Linked DNA regions of Mus musculus: region 1 is linked to region 2. Evidence: chromatin loops called from intact Hi-C (ENCODE). Cell type or tissue: left cerebral cortex. All regions are shown on one strand. Links, peaks and the distances in the headings refer to the core of each region. The heading gives the core; the rest is flanking DNA.

Region 1 (10,008 bases), core at 1,856-6,855, 59 kb before region 2:
AATGCTGGTGTATGCCTGTAACCTCAGCACTTGAGGAGAGGATGCAGGAGGACCAGAAGTTCAAGGTTATTCTTGATTAGTGAATTTGAGTTTAGCCTGGGCTACACAAGGACCTGTTTCAAGAAGAGGAGGCTGGGGAGCTGGCCAAATGGCTCAGCCAGTAAAGGTGCTTGCTACCGGGGCTAACCACCTGAGTTCCATTCCCAGGACTCACTTACTTAGTAGAAGAGAACTGATTCCTGCAAACTCTTCCCCACTTTCTCCCCCCTACTACAAAAACCACCATAGACAAATGAATGTGTAAAAATTTAAAAGCAAGGCAACACAACAGAAATTGATGTTGGAAATAGCCTCAAAAGCAGTTTGCAGGGGCTAAAGAGGTAGCTGAACAGTTAAAAGCACTGGCTACTTTCCCAGGGGACCTAGGTTCCATTCTCAGCACACACATAGACCTATATGCTTCTTCCTACTAAATGAGACAACTATCTGCTGTCTACAACTCCAGTTCCAAACAACCAACGCCCTCTTCTGGCCTTTGAGGGAAGTACATGAATATGGTACACATGCATGCAGGCAAAACACATCCCTACCATAAAAAACAAGTGCATCTTTGAAAAATGCAGTTTGCATAGAAGACTTGCCTTCTCATCTTTATCTTTTCTTATCCTTCAACATTATTAGCCTCAACTGTGTATGGTTGAGTGTGTGTATGTGTATGAACATGCCTGTCATCCCAGTATTTGGAACACAGAGAAGATTGAGAATTTGAGGCTAGCCTAGACTACACATTGAGATACTGTCTCAAAAAGAACAAACCAAAGAAACTTCTATACAAAACTTACATCCTTGTCTACTACTTGGCCGGCAAGTCCAAATAGCACATTGAAGTGTAGTAGATGTTACCTATAGAACTTAGAAAAGGCCTACAAAGCATCTGTCTCTTTTGTGAAGTGGAGTTTAGAAGAGCAACTTTATGTACTTAAGCCACAGGGTACAGAGCCTTCCTGAAATGCCAGCCCTGGACTTTCATGAACTTTGTGTCCTGAGCTCCTATTTGTGTATATTATTAAGTCACCTAAATGACTTGCTGCTTCCAGTTCAACAGATTAGTATATTATCAATAGTGCCAAGATATCAGAGGACTCAGATCTCCTTGGTCTATCTTATGACAGACATTGAGACACCTCATGGATCCCTGAGGCAGGATGGTGAAGGTGTGCTGTTGACCTTGTCAGATGCAAACCAAGTGGTGCTTCTGGTCCTTAAAAATTAGTGTGGAGGGATTTTTTTTTAAACTGTGTCAGTAGCTACATACTAAATGTTAGGAACTACATAGTCACATCTCTGTACCCATGGGGTATTGGTTTCAGGACTCCAAATGGATACCAGCATCATTGATTCAAGTCTCTTGTGTACAATGGTGCACAGATTGCCTATCACTTACATACCACCTCCTCTGTGCTTTAAATCACCTCTATTTTACTTCTAGTAAGTGGTGCTTATATAGTTTTTATGCTGTATTGCTTATGGGATAATAACAAGAAGAAAAGGGCTGTGCATGTTCAGAACAGCACAGACACTCTAGACCTACCTATATAATCTTCTACTCACATCTATAGGGGAGCACATGGAGGTATGTATAGGTCACAAAGTCAGGTCCTCTCCTTCCACCATATGGGTCTTGGGAATTGAACTCACGTCCTTGGGTTTGGTGGCAGGTGCCTTTCTTCTCCCCAAGCCATCTCAATGGCCACTAACTACATTTTTGACCTGTAGCTAGTTGAATCCACAAATGAAGAACCTATTGTTATAGGAGGACCTCTGTCTACATCAATTTCCATTTTTTATATAATTACTATTTCTAGAACCACAATGTACTTGGACTCACCATTTGACAAATTGTGTGGAACTTTATAGCCAATACCCAATATAACTGCCTTCTTCATGGGCAAATGCAAAATGAAGTGGGGTTTCACCAACCCTGCAGCTTGTATCCATCTGCCTGCCTCTGCCTCTAGGTATTGGGGTGTGAGGTGTGAAGTCTTTAGAGGTGATTTTCATAGCTATTTCTTCAGGAATGTGGTATGCTGGTAGAGAGTAAATTTCATTGGCATCCATTGGGTCCATCTTGGTCTTTATCCCATGGATCAGGCAGAAGTCAGTTTTAGTGCTCTTCCAGTTATCAAGAATGTCTACCCATTAGCAGGGAACTACCTTCATGACTAGGAATGTAACTACACATGTGACCCATGCATTTATCAGCTGTGAGGAAAAATGACTTAAGACTGGATGTTATCACCTGTACCTTTTCTTCTATCCCCCCTCCTCTTTTTCTTTCCTTCCTTTTTCTTTCTTTGTTTTTTAAAAGATTTATTTATTTTATGTATATGAGTACAATTATGGCTGTCTTCAGATACACCAGAAGAGGGCGTCAGATCCCATTACAGATGGTTGTGAGTCACCATATGATTGCTGGGAATTGAACTCACGACCTCTGGAAGAGCAGTCAGTGCTCTTAACCACTGAGCTATCTCTTCAGCCCTTTCCTTCCTTTTTCTTTTGATAGTTTTAAAAACATATTTTAAAAGATTTGAACTTGCCTTGGTGCGGTGGATCATGACTTTAATCCTAGCACCTGGGAGACAGAGACAGGTGGATTTCTGTGAGTTCAATGTCAGACTAGTAAGTTCCTTGCTGGCCAGGGCCATGTAGTGAGACCCTAAAGGAGGGAGCACCACATAAACTAGGCCAGCACCAGTGACGGGAACAGGGGGATCGGAGGGGCAGAGGGGGTTAGGGAAATGACTCGGTAGATAAAATGAGCCATGTATTCATGAAGACCTGAATTACCCCAGCATCCACAAAAATAGCTAGGTGTAGTGATTTGTATCTAGGTCTAAACAAGAAGATCCCTGGAGCACAAAGGGGAATCAGTCTAGCCAAATCAGCAAGCCCCATGTTCAATAAGAGATCTTGTCCCAAGAGAGAGGGAGAGGGAGAGGGAGAGGGAGAGGGAGAGGGAGAGGGAGAGGGAGAGGGAGAGGGAGAGGGAGAGGGAGAGGGAGAGGGAGAGGGAGAGGGAGAGGGAGAGGGAGAGGGAGGGAGAGAGGGAGAGAGAGAGAGAGAGAGAGAGAGAGAGAGAGAGAGAATAACAGAGGAAGATGCCTGATATCTCTTGCCTTACACATGCAGGAACACGTACCCATGTGCATACACACAAGTCAAAATTTAAAAGGAGTTGTTGTTTGGAGTCATTCCTCAGCTACATAGTGAGTTTGAGGCTAGCCTGATCTACTTGAAACCCTGTCTCAGAAAATAAAAAGATATACACAACACTGCTTTGCAACCCAGCAGCTAGGAAAAGGCAAGTATCATTCACCGTATCATCTGTGAGCCTCAGTTTTTTCATCCAATATATGATTAACTAGGAAGCAAGAAAATGAAACATGAGCAAGGTTTAGGTAGAGAGGGCAAAAGAGGTTTTGCCTCAAGCATGCTGTGGTCCACCCGGGTCTGAAATCCTTTCAGAAACTGGGTTTCTAGGAAGCTTTGTTTGTCGTGGGCCCGAGGGCGTGGCAGAGGCAGAAACTACAGGTGCGGGGATGGGGGTGGGGTCGGGGACCGGGGGAGCCCGGGAGCCTGGAGGAAGCTTTAGGGGAACTTCAGCTTCGTGCTGGCGCCGAATCTCCCCCGGTGGCCGCTCCTCCTGGAGGTCTGGGCGGGGCGCTCCTCCCCAGGGCACTCGCTGCCAGACTCCCCTCCCGGTGCCTGAAGCCAACCCCGGGGGAGACTACAGAGCAGAAGGGATTCAAAGAAGCCTTGTCAGGTACAGGTGTGTGCATTCCGGGCCTGACAGCCGCCTCCCTGCCTGCTCTCCTGGCCGTTTGTCCGAAGGCGTTCTGCTAAAGAAAGCCGCCTTGTTTAGCGCAGTTGCCAACCCGGGCTTCCTGCCCGCTTTCCTCAGGAGCTTGAGCTGGCCGGGTCTCTGTGCCTTCAAGCCCATCGCATCCTTGTTGCTTCGGTGAGACGAGTTAGACCTATAAAAGGCGGCGGAGGGAAAGAACTCAGCCTCTGCCCACGTAAGCCTGAGTCCCTAGCTAAGGGCATCCCCAACGTAAAGTCTGCTCCAAAAGCGGGGACCCCAGCCAGCGCGAACAGAGGGACGCAGGCGTGGACCATCCTTAGGAAGACGAGTTTCCCATCCAGCCTCTAGGTGGCAGGACTCTTCCCGAGACGGCAGAGAAATAAGGCTGGGCATAGTCCTCAGAGCGGCGCGTGGGCAGGGGAAGCCTCGAAGATAGAACATTTTAGTTCATTTCCAAGTTGATCAAGTTCCCACAGGAGTTTAGGGCTTAGCGTCTACGGAATGCACCGCAGTGGGGCAGAAAAGCCATGGTCCCAAATCAGGATTCGTGCTTCCAGCTAGTGTTAGCAGGCGCTCTCCTCCCAATTCATTGAATTCTTAGGGCACGCCCTCTTTCTCTTTCCCTTCTCTCTTCCCTCACTTCCTCAATCTTCTCTAGGGGTGAATCTGCATAAGGAATGCATAGATGCATAAGGAAGTGTCATCTCTCCCCTCCTCCAAATACATTTCTCCATCGTGACTCACAGCCTAGCTAAGAACCCCCTACTTCATCCTCCCTCCCCCCACCCCCGTTCTCTGAGAAATAAATTTTATAAGCAGAGAATGAAAATATAAGTGCTCAATGGTTATAACCCCGTGCTAAGTTTTACTAAAGCTCAAGGAAAGTAGTCTGGGAAAGTTAAACGAGGTTTCATGGAGCTATTGGGTCTGGATGAAGGAGCAGGTTTTTGAAAGATGCTGGAAATTTCCAACAGTGGAGAGAAATATAGACCACCAGGCTGGACCGTATTTGTAGAAGAATATCACTGTCTTCAGGGGTGTGAGTGTCTACACTGACAACACAAAAGAATCATCACAACACTAGAGCTAATTAGAACAGATTGTAGAACATACCAGAGAAGTCTGGTCAAATGGGTCCTTGAGTAGAGTGTTTGCAATGCACAAAGCCCTGAGTTCCGTTGTCCCCAGCGCTGCATAAACCACAGGCAGTGGTACATGTAGTAAGAACTCAGGAGGCAGGAGACTGGAGGATCAACTAAGGAATGCTGAGACCTGGAGAAATAGTCTTCCCCAAGGAAGAGCACACTAATTGTTTGTGCCATACCAAATGTCAGCCCTGAAAACATACATACAAGCAACATGCAGACTAAGCAGGTTATATTCAGGTATGTGTATATACATCATATATGCACGAAACAACAACAGAAAAGCCCACACCCACAGTGACACACTTGCTCCAACAAGGGCACACCTCCTAATAGTGCCACTCCTTGGGCCAAGCATATTCAAATCACCACAAATAGCAAAGAACATTCTGGAAAGACACAAAACCACCTAAACTTCATTATGTAAATGCATTACATGTGTATTCTGAATACAGAGCAGACAAAGCACAAGGAAAACAGAATCACTATCTGAGGTAATTGCAAAATAATGTTGCTGTCATACTCCAAATTACAAAAAAGCTCCATTTTGTTTCTTCCAGTCTCCCTTGTAATTGTAATAGCTCCCCCCCCCCCAACCTCCCCCAGGACTGGGTTTCTCTGTGTAGGCTATCCTGGAACTCACAGAGATCTCTGCCGGCCTCTGCCTCCTGAGTGTTGGGATTAAAGGCATGTGCCACCACTGCCTGGCATAACTGTAATTTTAAAAATCATTTATTTTTCTTAAAGTATCCAGAATTTTCTCTTTCTGGTTACCTTTAATCCTAGCACTTTGAGGCAGAAGCAAGTGGATCTCTGTGAATTTGAGGCTAATCCGGTGAATTCTGGGCTAGTCAGGACTTCATAGTAAGACCCTGCTTCAAACAAATGGAAGGAAGGAATGAGAGAAAATAGGTTGGGATGGAAAGATAAATCAGTGGTTTAGAGCACTGGCTGCTCTTCCAGAGGACCTAAGTTCAATTCTCAGCATCTCTCTCTCTCTCTCCTTATTTAAAGAGTTGACTTATTATACTATTATGTTCTTAGACCAGAGTCTGGACTAGAATCAAGGTTCAAACTGCAGCTGTACGTGGTGTCACATTCCTACAATCTGTGCCTGCTAGAAGGTAAGAAAGGAAAATCACAAAGAGATCCAGGCCACTCGGGCTACTTAGATAGTTGTCCCAAACAACAAAACAGAAGGCAAACAGCAGCAACAACTCAGGAGAGAGGGAGGAAGGAAAGGGAAAGGGGAGGGAGGGAGAGAGGGAAGAAAGGAAGGGGGAGGGAGGGACAGAGAGAAAGAGGGAGGGAGAGAGGAAAGGAAGGGGGAGGGAGGGAGAGAGAGAAGGAGGAAGGGAGAGAGGAAGGGAGAGAGGAAGGGAAGGGAGAGGGAGGGGAAACAGATTTTGTCCTGAAATCTTTTACTCCCATTTCTGCAGAATGTGACTTAACTTGAGGAAAGGGCTACTGCAGATATAATAGGCTAAGCTAAAAGGAAGTCATATTGCATTACACTAGGTCCTTAGTCCTGATGGGTGACTTTGTAAGAACACCATATGGGGCTGGAGAGTTCAGTGGTTAAGAGTGCTTGCTGCTCTTGCAGAGAACCTGTAGTAGGTCTGGTGTCAGACAGTTCACAGTTCTCTTTATCTCCAGCTCCAGGGGATCCAACTCCTTCTTCTGGCCTCTCTGGGCACACACAAACATGACATGTGCACATACACATGCAAAAATAAAGATAATTGTGTTTGTTTGATTGGTTTTGTTTTTTTTGAGACAGGGTTTCTCTGTGTAGTCCTGGCTATCCTGGAACTCACTCTGTAGACCAGGCTGGACTTGAACTCAGAGATCTGCCTGCCTTTGCTGGAATTAAAGGCATACACCACCACTACTCAGCAAAAATAAAAGTATTTTTTAAGAGGACAGCCAGGCAGATACATACACTCATAACACACACACACACACACACACACACACACACACACACAGCTTACATTAGTGTGAACAATGGCAGAGTGGTACAGCTAGACACTAAGGAACCTAAAAATTTCTGGTGACATCAGAAGCTAAGAGAAAGTCACAGGACAAATCCTGTGGTTGGGCAACTCCCTCTGCTAGCCCCTTCATTTTGGATTTCTATTTTTCAGAACTATGTGAGGAAAAATGTCCAGTGTTTTTGTTTTGTTTGAGGGGGTGGAGGTAGGCTGGAGAGATGGCTCAGTAATTAAGAGCACTGACTGCTCTTCCAAAGATCCTGAGTTCAAATCCCAGCAACCACCATCCGTACTGAGATCTAACAGCCTCTTCTGGTATTTCTGAAGACAGCTACAGTGTACTTAGATATAATAAATAAATAAATAAATAAATCTTAAAAAAAAAAAAAAGGAATTTGTGAGGGGGTGGAGGTTACAGAAACAAGGTCTCACTGTGTATGTAGCCCTGGCTGGCCTGAAATATCCTATATAAACAGGCTGACCTCAAACTCACAGACTTCCACTTGTCTCTGCCTCCCAACTGCTGGGATTAAAGGCATATGCCACCACACTAGGCTAAAATTTTCCTTCTTTTAAGCCACTTAATGGGTGATGCTTTATTCTGGGATCAATAGGAAATTCTAAAGAGGGAGAAATCCTGGCCAGGCATTATTTGAATAAATTTCTCCAAAGTTTACTAACCAGCATGTATATGATCCTTAAGAATATTTTATTTTATATTTTATTAATTTTACTGTATGTATGTGTGATATATGTGTGTGTATATATATATGTGTATATATATATATATATATATATATATATATATATATATACATCCTGAAAACAGGAACCTAGGAAATCCAAAGAGATGTTGAAGCCCCTGGAACTAGAGTTGTGAGCTGCCTTGTGGTTGCTGGGAAACAAATAAGGGTCCTCTGCAAGAGCAGTGAGTGTTCTTAACCCCTGAGAGATGGTTCAGCGGTTAAGAGTGCCTGCTGCTCTTCCAGAGGACCTGCCTCCAGCCTCGGTTATCTTTATTTTGTTATTTTATGTGTATAGATGTTTTGCCTGCATGCATGTCTGTGTATCATGTGCATGTAGTGCTTGCAGAGGCCAGAAGAGGGCATCAAGTCCGCTGGAACTGGAAATACGGATGCTGATGAGCCTCCCTGTGGGTGCTAGGAACTGAACCCGAGCCCTCTGAAAGGCTGCAAATGCTCTGAACAGCTGAGCCATCTCTCCAGCCCCAAGAATACAATATCTAATGGAATCATTCAAATCAAATGTATGTATTTACTTATTTTGAGACAGAGTCTCCCTTTGTTGCCCAGGCAGGCCTCAAATCCTAGTCTCGATGATTCTCCCTGTCAGCTTCCTCAGAAGTACCAGGAGTATAGTCATACACTACCCTGCCTAGCTATCCAACTTGGTTTTGTTGTTGTTTTGCTTTTAAACGGGGTCTCATGTATCTCAGCCTGATCTCAGATTCACTCTGTAGCTAAGGATGACCCTGAATTTCTGCCCCTCCTGCCTCCACCCCTCTACAGCGCTAAGATTACAGGTGCATACTACCCTATCCATTTTATGTGGTGCTGGGGATGGAACCCAAGGTGCCATGAGTGCTAGTCCAGCCCTCTCCCAGCCGAGCTACATCCTCAGCCCCCAAGTTGTATTTTTAATGAGAAGGCATCTGGTTGTAGAGGTGGGCACGTCTCCTGGCAGACACTTGAAGACTGCTGAGCCCTCCCTCTCTTCAGCCCCTCGCCCCAACTTGTACCCTGGTTTCCCCTCAGAAGACCAAAAGGCAACTTGGCTGGCGTCCCAGCCAGCTGCCACCCCAGGGAAAGCCACCCAAGCTTGCTTGTTGCTTTGGAACTGGGCTTAGCAGTAGAAGAAACAGGCCCCTTCCCCAGTAGCACCAGAAAAAAAAAAAAACAACAGGACTGGGAGAATGTGGGGTTTACTAGCCAACCAGGTTCCTCGCTCTAACTGAACTTACAAGGCATTAATCAGAGTTTGTACAGAAGGACATGGGCCATTGAAGGGAGAAGGCCCTTTATGCTTATTTTCTTTTGTTTATTAGAGGAGTGACCAAATTACACGGAGGTCAGAGGATAGGCTTTAGGAATTGTTTTCTTCTTCTACCTTATGGATGCTGGAGATTAAAATCAGATAGTCAGGCTTGGTGGCAAAGACCTTATCCCACTGAGGCATCTCACTGGCCCCTCGCTGTTAGTTTATAATCTTCCTTAGGATGAAGGGGAGACTGGAGACCGTGGGGCATTCCTGTGAACCCGCACGTCGGTGGTAGAAGCAGGAGAATCACAAGCAAGGAGTTATCCTCGGCTACAGAGAGTTCTAGGCCAGCTTGGGATAGAGGGGGCCCTGACTGTAAGGAGGAGGGAACATCCGCATGGTAAAATTAGGGATTCAAATTCAGCAGGGTGCTCTTTGCTGCAGCCCAGCCTCCTCTCTCAGCTGCCTGGAGCCGGTCTCTCCAAGCTCCTTCATTCTGGAGTTTCAGTTCTGCCACTAGGGACTCATCTAGCTGGAATAGTCTTCCCAATTTATAAATGCCCCTCCTCCCAGCTCCCGACCTGGACCAGCTAGAGGAACTCTCTAAGCAGTGTCCTGTTTTTGTTTTTTGGTTTGTTTTTTTTTTTTTTCTGCCCCAATTCCAGATAGGGGATACTTTAGGGAAACTGGGACACTAGTGTATTCATTCAAACTTTGCAGAATAAGGAAATTCTTATTCTTGCCATTGGAGGGTTTCACCCTTCAGAAAAGTGGAACTGGGTGGGCTGGCAAAAGGAGCAACAAAGACAAGAAAAACAAAACAAAAAAAAAACCCCCACAAAGTAACAAAAATCAGGAGGGGGCAGGCAATGTGCGAGAAGCGGAAACTGGAGGAGACCAGCGGCTAGAGCGTAGGCTTCCTTGGCCCCAGGTGCTAGAGGATGGACCCTCTGCTTGGAATCCTATAAAGACTCTAGTTCAAAGCCAAGAGGAAGATTAGAGACCC
Region 2 (10,008 bases), core at 2,033-7,032:
CTTTTTAAAGTTCAAAGGAATACATGTGACAACTGATATAATAATCTTGGGTGGTTTAGAGACTAAGTCAGGAAGTTGCATCGTCAAAAACTGCACGTCCTGTACAAGTGTCACCACCGGGCACTAATGGCTATCATCAAGATACCTGATGTATCCAAATGAAAATGTGTTGTAAAACATACACAGAATGTGAGATTTAAGAGAAAGTCTACGAAGCTGACCTTGAACTCTCTGATCCTCCAGTCTCTACCTCCTAAATGATAAGGTATGCCTAATCACATTAACTTTTTAAATGTACTTTGCACTTTACAGCATCAGCACTAGAAAACTGCTCCAGAGTGAATTCTACAGAGTAGTGTAATTCAATGGTAGAGCTAATCCTTTGCATATCTGAGACCCTGGGTTCCATCCCCCAATACAACCGCTCTGGCTTCATTCAAGAAGCCTCAAGCAAGAATCTGTTTCTTGGTAAGCTTCACTCCTCTTCCACCTCCCTCTGCCAGGTAAGGGAGTACTCAGAACCCAGCCCTATGCAGTCTTCTTCACTCAAGGTACAGGATTGAGACTAGCAGGAAGCCAATTCGGGGTGCTCGTATCTTAACTTACCCAAACCTCAGTTAGCCCACAAAGGGAGATCGATCCTTAGGAATTCAAAGGAGGAAATGAGGCCCAATGTCCTCTTTCATCATTTGTAACACCCTGCTTCTGAGAGTCCCTGTCCCTGTCCGATCTATCTTCCTGTGACTTACGCTGTTCCTTGAATCGACCTCCTGTTTGAGAGTATGGACTTTTTGGTTTAGCCCTCTAGCTTCTGCTCTGAGTGTGAGGGACCATGTCTTCTGTGGAGATCTGATGTTTCCTGCATCCCTACCAGACCAGGTTTGGGTGACTAACCCCTCATGTTCTCCGCTCTAGTAATGAGAAGGCCCCACGGTCGCGCACAGACCGGATCTTGGGCTCCGGCTCTCAGGACCTATAAGTGCGCGGCTTCGCGGCCGGAAAGCACCTGCCCAACCATCCTCACCTGGGTCGTCCTCGTCGCGGGGCACCTTCTTAAAGCAGTCGTTGAGTGATAGGTTGTGGCGGATGGAGTTCTGCCAGCCGGCCTTGCTGCGCTGGTAGAAAGGGAAGTTATCGGCGACGAACTGGTAAATGTGGCTGAGGGTGAGTTTGCGCTCAGGCGCGCTCTGGATGGCCATAGCGATGAGCGCCGAGTACGAGTAGGGTGGTCGCACCATCTTCATCAGGTCCTCGCGGCTGGCCATCGACAGCCAGCCCAGCTCGCCAGGGGCTGCCGAGCCGGCGGGCGAGGCGGGTGCGGACGCCGAGGGCTGCGCGAAGCCCCGCTGGGCGCCCGCGAAGGTGCCCGGAGCGGCTGGAGGCTGCAGGAAGGGTCCGGGCGCAGCTCCGGGAGGCGGCGGCGGGGCCCCTAGGTAGCTGGCAGCGGAGGCTGGGCCGCCCACGCCGGGCCCATTGAGCCACAGGTAGGGGTTGGCGGCTGCAGCGGGCGGTGCGGCGTAGTCGGACAGCCCATAGGGTGCCCTGGAGGTCGGGGGCGCACCAGGCGCGGCGGCGGGCTGCGAGTATACGAAGTTGTCGCCGCAATACAGGGCCATGTCGGCGACCGAGGGCTGGTGCAGAGCGGCAGCGGCTTTGGGAGAGCGGGGCTGGCCACGGCACTTCGGAGAGAGCATCCCTTGGCGGACCAACCCTACGGCCCGCCCTGGCCTCCGCTGCGACTACCGACTTGGAGCGCTGAGGAGCTCGCCGAGGGCGGGGGTACCGCGTCTCTTATACCTGGGAGGCTGGGCGACCAAGGCTCCACAGTCCACGCCCTCGCCACGCCCCATGTGCCCGGGAGCAGAATGCAGCCTCCTTTGCCCCGCCTGCCTGGTCCCCGCTGCTTTCTGCTAGCTCCGGAGTCAAGGTGAAAAGCGTCCATCGGTCCTTCCTTTATCCGGCCCTCCTGTCCTACGGTCTGGTCATCCATCCTTCTCGCCTCCCCTCCATCCTCCCATCTTAGCCCGCGTACGATCAACCTACTCTAAAAAGCAGAGTACTGAAACAACAGACAGACTTCACCAACTGGACCGGCTGGTCCCTAAAAAGCTGGTGAATCCGTTTGAGTGGATTGACTACTTATTTGCTCTAGCCTCCACTTCCCTTTCTAACAAGTCCCAAAGTTTTAAAACTTTTTTTTTTCATTCGAAGTATTCATATTTAGCACAGCACTCACGTTCGGTCTCCATCGATCAGCTCCATGCCATCAAAAATAATAGATGTGAATGCATGAATGACAACCCGACAGGCACCCTTTCTTCCCGACTCTGGGCCAAGTGTGAAATGGTTCTCAAGTTTTTGTTTTGTTTTGTTTTTTTACTGTCTCTTTTTGTGGTGATTCATCTTTCTAGTTAAACCGTATGTTTGTTTACAATCAGGAAGCACTGTTCATTTCATTTCACCCGGTTTGTTCCGAATTTTGGTGTGCAGTTATTTTTCAAAAGGTAAATTTGCAAAGACGGCTAGGTAAGTGGCTTTGGAATTAACATTTAAAAGCAGAAAGCTTAAAGTAGTTCAAGACGCGCTTATAGCCTGGGTCTTTTTATTCTCAGCTTCTCCGAGTTTTGAAGGGGTTCTCTGAGCATCAGGAGAGCAATTAGCTAAATACTGTGTCGACCCAACGACCCAAAACGACAGCGAGAAAATTATCTCTTTTACCATCCAAAATATTTCTAAAGGTGTTCTTGATAAAAACAGATCTGAAAGTTCTCCTTTAAGCGGCGAAGTTATTGGTGGCTTTTTTTTTCTATTTTCGGATTACAGCCTGACAGTTTAGAATATTACTAAAGAATCCCCGCACCCACATTTATTTATGTACATGATTGTCTTAGTTTTGTACTTTAAACTTTTTACCTCTTAAAAAAACAAAATAGAAAACAAACAAAAGCCAGACCGGGTCTGTCGACAAGGTGACTGAACGGTAAGGGCACTTCCCGCCTAAAGCCTGGAGTTTGATCCCTGGGATGAAGGAGAAAACCCGACGCGGGAAAGTTATATGATTTGACTCGCTGTGACACCCGCACCACATAAGTGAGTAAATAAAGTAATTTTAAAAATTAAAATCAGAGTTATGTACTTAGCAAACTTGAAAGCCTAAAATGTTTATCTCATTTGAAAGTAAGCGATCCTCTTTTCTGGAACCAGAGAGATATTACTGCAACTGTAAAACACCTGCTTCTTTGAAGACGTTTGGAAGAGTCTGAAAAGAGAAATTATGACTCCTTAACGATATTTTAGTTTAAAACACATTTTTCTTTATTTAGATAAAAAACAAAACAGGCTTCCCATTCCTCCAAATGGCTTTGGTTTTAGGTGAGGCTTTTCCTGAAATGTTAACAAGGTGGAAAACTATGACCCAGCTTGGCAAGCACTTATAATTTTATAACTCCCTACTGGGTATTCGTTTTCTTAAGTATAAAGGTGTGAGCTAAAGCTAAGATGACAGGGTCTAGGTAAAAGTTGGGGACCTAGAGGGCAATCACACACACACACACACACATACACACACACACACACACACACACACGCACACACGCACACACACACACACACACACGCACACACTTTAAATAACTAACGTTTCTGTAGAGTGACCTGAAGTGTAAAGCATGGGAAGTGAGTGTTCAGAAGGCTTCAATACTCAGTTTGCTTTCATTCTAAATGGAAGTAAAGAATGAAGAGACAGACTCTATCTTCCTTTTTGTAACTGTTCTTCACAATATAATTCTTTCCCTGGTCTCCTAACAAATTGCTTAACCATACACAGTTTGCGATTGTTCTCCTGGGTCTAATTTTAAAGCCGCCCATCTATTCTAAAGGAGAGGAGGGGGCCACAGTTTTCAGGATGTGGTCTATTGTTTTGATTAAAAGTTCTGCTTAGCAGATCATGTTCTGAGTCTTTTATAAATTTATTTAAAAGGAGCAGAGCCACCTACCGACCTTTTGCAGCTGTTACAGCGTTTCCCGGGGTAGTTGGAAATCACGTTCTTCTAGTGTAGGTCCAAAGACAAGCTTCAGTGTACTCATAAAAATAAAAATTAAAAAAAGAAAGAGAAAGAAACATGGGTACATAGGTTTGCTGGCATTGTCTCCTCTTTCTAGAAGAGGGACAGGGCCATATGAATTGAAAATGACCTTGGTTGCTCTTCATTTAAAATGCCAACCAATGTGGACAAGTGCTGCATGTGGTTGTTTCCAAAAATTGGAAATCATGGGTGGCTCAGTGAGTAACGGTGTATGCTACCAGGCTTACGATCTATGTACAGTCCTTGGGACCCATACAGTGGAAGGAAAGAACTGACTCCCTCAAGTTGTACACACACAGAGAGAGACAGAGACAGAGGGGCAGAGAGAGAGAACAAACAGATAAATAATAAACCAATGTAATTTTAAAATCCGAGAACCATCACTGTACCCGTGTTTCCTACAAGGCTTTCTATCTGGCATGTTATAGTCAGCGCTCCAGTGCATCAACCTTCAAGTAAATCAAAACTTCACTGAAGTTGAATTCTTTCCCCCTCTGGCAGTGTAGCCCAAGCTGGCCCGAACTTTCAGCAATCCAGCTGCCTCGGATTTGCGAGTGTTTAGGATTGCAGGTGGGCCCAATCGTCCTGCCTGAAGGGACCGTCCCCCCACCCCCTTACCAAATATGTATGGTTTACATCTATTTATGACTGGTAATGGAAAATGGAGTGAGCAGCTGGGGAACAAGCTTTCCAATGATATGCAAATATTTTCTGAGGTGGTGTAACCAAGACTATGAACTCAAGAACAAGCCATGCTGGGCACGGTGGTGCACACGCTTGTATTCCCAGCACCCAGGAGGCTGAGGCAAGGGAACAGTTTTAAGCTGGTCTGCACTGTAGGTTCCAGGCTAGCCAGATATAGGTAAGGGAGACCCTGTTCCCCCCAAATGTTGAGAATAAACCTAGACTCTGGCACTGTCTACACATGGTGAACATTGGATGCCTACACTCACAGAGCTTCAGAAGAGAAAGTCATACCCAAGAAACCAAGAGACTCTGGAAGCTCAGGCTATCCTATGCCCACCCTTCCAGGGCCTAAGGTCTCATTGCCATAGCTGTATAAAGTAAGTTGATTCACTAAGGGTAAATTAGACTTCCAAAAGAGCAGAAGTTATTTAAAGATATGCTGATGCCAATTTGTAAATCTTCAATCAGGCATGTGATCTCTGTGAAGACAGAAGTTTTCTGCTAAAAAAAATTAATTCTTCCGCTGTCTCACAAAGGTGTGGGGCTGGGAATCTAGCTCATGAGTAAGTGCAGGCAAAACATATACACAAAATAAATTACTAAAGAGAGAAAAAGGAAGGAAGGAAAGAGAGAGAAAAAAGAAAAAGAAAGGAATGGAGAGAAGGAGGGAGAAAGACAAAGAGATAGTCAGAGAGAGAGAAAGAGAGAGAGAGAGACAGGCCTAGAATATTAGCATGAGATAGCTATTTCCCCACATTTCACAAAATTGAAAAAGAGGAATTCAATGACTTATCTTTACCATATCTGACAAAATTTAGTAGGCTTCTGGACTCTTCATGACTGCCTGATTTCTGTAGCCAAGAAGTCCTTGGGTATACAACAGTGAAAACCTGCATACAGATGAATGAAGGACTTCCATTCTTCTATTAAACCAGCCAGGGCCATGGCCTGGCTTTCCCAGCCTGCTTACACTCCATGTTGGTTGGCCAGAAATAAATCAAAGTGTTCAGAAACCACTTAGCATCTTTGGATGCAGGAGTTGGCAGATGTAATCATGGACTTCATTCAGAAATGTCTCTCACATATATTCAAATTGGCTGATTTTAAACCAGCAATGACTTCATCAGCTTTCTGGCCTCTGTCATATATATATGATCTTTGTATAAGCTTCAAATATACATACATGTATACACACATATATTATGATATATTATTAGATATATGAGCTATATGATATATGTTATATTATATATTATTATAGAATATAATGCAGTGTGTAATATATTAAAATAAAACTAATAAAATGCATATATGTTTTATATATATGTGTGTGTGTTTAAGGGCACTGTGTGTTTGAGACAAGATCTCACTTTGTAGTTCTGACTAGCTTCAAACTCATGGAGATCTACCTGCTTCTGCTTTCACTGTGCTGGGTTGTTTTATATTTTGCAACAGAGGCTGATGTAGCCCAGGCTAGCCTTGAACTTACTACAAAGCTGAAGATAGTCTTGAACTCCTGATCTTCTAGCCTTAATCTCCTCAATGCTGACACACTTGACACACAAGACCACATTTGATATATCTATTCTTTTTCTTTTTTTTTTTTAATTTTCTTATTGAAAAAAAATTTTTTCTGGATAGGCAGTGGTGTTGCATGTGTTTAGTCCTAGCACTAGGGAGGAAGGGGCAGGCAGATCTCTAAGTTCAAGACCCAGCCTGTTTTACAGAATGAATTCTAGGACAGGACAGATAGGGCTATATAGAGAAACTCTGAAGAGGAGGAGGAGGAAGAGGAGGAGGAGGAGTAATAGTAGGAGGAGGAGTAATTAATAGTAATTTTTTACACTATATTCTGATCATGGTTCTTCTCCCCCGACCACTACAAGATCCTCCCCACCTCCCCATTCACCCAGCTCCATGCATTCACATCTATTCTTAACTGATTTCCAATTGAACCCAGGTTTGTTCTTTCAGCCGAAGCTCTCATGTCTGTATCCTCCAGGGCCTTTTGCCTTGCCTCTGTTTGTGAGACTGGAGATGCCTTTCAGTTAATAGGCACCCCATACGTGTTTTCTCATAAATGGTGACCATGGTGATGAGAAGGAGGAACTTGGTGACAGATGGAATGTTATGGTTCATCCTAACTCTACACTTGATTTGGTTGACTCCTCCTAGCCAGAGCTGATGAATTTGCCAATCAGTGCTTCAGCTCCCTTTGTGGAATCAGGAAGAAGGTTAAAATACTGATGCCCTGGACCCACCCAGGAAAGATGCTTTTATGCTCTGTCTTTGCTTCCTTCTGTTTCTAGAACTATGGATTGAAGTTAGAACCCAGAACTGGACCAGTGCAGGTTTACCACTGAGCTAACTCCCTATGGCTTGTGCACTTTTGAGCCTCTCAGCCCCACCTAGTGATTCAGACACTGTTGAGTTTGGGAGCATAATCTATTGTATAAGTAATGGGGGACACTACTATACACAAAGATGATTAAGCAACTGTTTGCGAGCTGGGGATGTGTGAGAAAGGTATCAGAATCAATCAAGATATTGTTTTCAGATAACTTGGGTGAAAAGCCATAAGCAATAGCTATGTGCCTGCATAACTCCACAGATGCGCATGGGAAGATGCAGGAGCCAGGCTACAAGACAGGTGTGCAAAAACTGACAAAGTACTTTGTACCAATGCACTAATCTATGTTTTAGAAGGAGGGGGAGAAACAAGGATGGGTCTAGGGAGGGAGGGAGAAAGGGAGAGAAAGATGGGGGTTGATGGGACGGGGCGGGGGGGACAGAGGAGGGTTGATTTGGTATAGAAAAGAATTTTTTAAAGAATTATTTATTTATTATATGTAAATACACTGTAGCTGTTTTCAGACACTGCAGAAGAGAGTGTCAGATCTCATTACGGATGGTTGTGAGCCACCATGTGGCTGCTGGGATCTGATTTGAACTCAGGACCTTTGGAAGAGCAGTCAGTGCTCTTAACCACTGAGCCATCTCTCTAGCCCAAAGGGGGGAAATTTTTTTTTTTAATGCAGAGTCTCTCTTCATAACCCTGGCTATCCTAGAACATGCTATGTAGACCAGACTGGCCTCAAACTCACCTGCTTCTGCCTCCTCACTGCTGGAATCAAAGGCATGCAACCTCACACCTAACTAGAAAGGAAACTCAGAAGATAAAAATGGCTTGAACTCATCCTGGGATGCTAAGTAAACCTGTGTGTCTAGAGCAGAGTGTTCCTGACCTTCGGCTTCTGTTCTCTGAAAGAGCTCAAACAAGTATCAAGATCAGCTTTACCATCCACTAACAGGACAGATGAGCAAGTAGAGGGTTGGAAATGCTCGTATGGAATCAATGGATAATGTAGAAATTAGAAACACTGTAACAGGAGCTGGAGAGATGGCTGAGCAGATAAGAGGATGAACAGCTCCTACGGGGGACTGAAGTAGGCTTCCCAATGCTCACATCAGGCAGAGCACAACTGTCTATAAATCTAGCTCCAGGGGACCGGAGTCCTCTGGCCTCTGCAGCACTGGTACTCATGTGCACTTACAGACATACACTCATAGACATAATTACAAATAATAAAAAATTAATGTAGATGACAGCACCTACTAAAGGCTGTGATAAACTTGGGAAGTACCAAGCATTTCCCATGTTTCTTATTTTTCTTTTTTTTTATTGTATAAATATTCAGTTTGCATGTATGTCTCTTTGACGTATGTGCCTGGTTCCTGCAGAGGTCAGAAGAGAGCATCAGATCCCCTGGAATAGGAATTACAGGCAGCTGCTGTGAGCCAGTGGATGGGTGTTGGAAATCAAAAACCAGGTCCTCTGCAAGGAGAGCCAATGCTCTTAACCTGCGGGCCATCTCTCCAGCCCCTGCAACAACTAACTAATACAAACAGACTAATGTCAAACCCAGCAGGCACACTTGTGAGCAAAGTTATCCTCGATTTTTTTTTTTTTTAAACTTTTGCAAGCAGTAGGGTCAAATTAGGATCAAAAGTAGTCACTTTTCTTCTTCTTCTTCTTTTTTTTTTTTTTTTTTTTCACCTTCTGAAGCTGAGGTCCTTGTTTTTAATTACTATTTTGGTTAGATAGAAGGCAATGAGTTTCACTGAGACTTTCTCTCTCCCACCTCCTCTTCCCCCCTTCACACACACACACAGACACACACACACAGAGTGACATTTTCATAGGCACAAACACACACATGTTCTTTCCTTACCCCACACTTCCACATCCTACCTTCCTTCTTGCCAATCCCCTTTCTACTTTCAATAGTTCACCCTTCCTTCTATTTTCAAAATGTCTATATTTCATCACCTTCTCTTGTTCTTTGCTCACTCATATTTCTTTCTACTTTGATCAGACAGACAAACAGACACACAGACTCTCTCTCTCTCTCTCTCTCTCTCACTCACACACACACACACATTAAAATCTAGGTTCCTGCTATATCTATCCACTATAGAAACCAGTAGCTAGATCCCTCAAAAAGATTAAAGCTGGAGAGATACCTCAGTAGTAATGAGCACTTGCTGATTTTGTAGACATATCCTAGGTTCCATTCCCAGAACCCACAACTTGCTCCCAATGTACCCTAAATCCCATTCCCGAGGGTCTGATGCCACTCTTTGGTCTGCTCCCCCACTGCTTGCATGGGGTGCATCTCCCTAAGTGCAGTCACAACACACATACCCACCAAATAAATAAATAAGAGGCAGGAGAGAGGGCTGAGCTTGTAAGAGCATTACTGCTGTTATAGAGGACCAGAACTCAGTTCCCAGCACCCACATGTCTGTCCACCCTTCTCTGACCTCCTCCAGCACCAGGCATGCCCATGGTACACAGACATGCAGGCAAAATAGTCACCACAAAATAAAATAATTAAATCTAAAAGAATTTCTAGGAAGAACTCCAATCTTTTTTTGCCAAAATTAAGACAATTATATTTTTTGAAGAATTTAATGTTCCATCTATAACCATTAGTATGTAACATGATTAGTTCAAATAATATTTTTATTTATTTTCCATGCATGTATGTGAATGCCTTCATGCCAAGATGGGTGAGTGGAGATTCAAGACAGGAGTCCATTCTTTTCCTTCAACCAGGTGGGTCCTGGGAATCAAACTCAAGTATGTAAGATCTGAAAAGAAGATTTTTAAGATTAAAGAAGAGACCAACGGGGCTGAGGCTGGAAGCTACAGCCTCGGGTGCTGTGTGTATAA

The links. A loop is a pair of places that touch in the nucleus more often than their neighbours do. Peaks named below come from ENCODE experiments on the same cell type or tissue, not always from the same donor. Only the 100,000 strongest peaks of a DNase experiment are listed, where the experiment ranks them.
Region 1: a loop joins it to region 2, with 2.1 times the contacts of the local background. A loop is called at or near these places in 5 of 42 quality-filtered maps.

Annotation. Positions count from the first base shown.
Region 1 is chr6:71,007,104-71,017,111 of GRCm38, reverse strand. No RefSeq gene overlaps it. Among named protein-coding and RNA genes, the nearest start is that of Gm23485, 28 kb to the left of the region's middle. In left cerebral cortex, for the core only: a CTCF peak has its summit at 4,204 (motif pointing right); DNase peaks (open chromatin) are centred at 3,994 and 4,175; H3K4me3 peaks cover 1,055 bases.
Region 2 is chr6:70,948,217-70,958,224 of GRCm38, reverse strand. It overlaps Foxi3 (forkhead box I3), which reads right to left and starts at 1,619. Exons shown (of 2, transcript NM_001101464.1): 1 at 1,025-1,619. The coding sequence starts at 1,616. It also overlaps a transcript of Tex37 not described here. In left cerebral cortex, for the core only: a CTCF peak has its summit at 4,015; DNase peaks (open chromatin) are centred at 2,253, 2,620 and 4,003; H3K4me3 peaks cover 6 bases.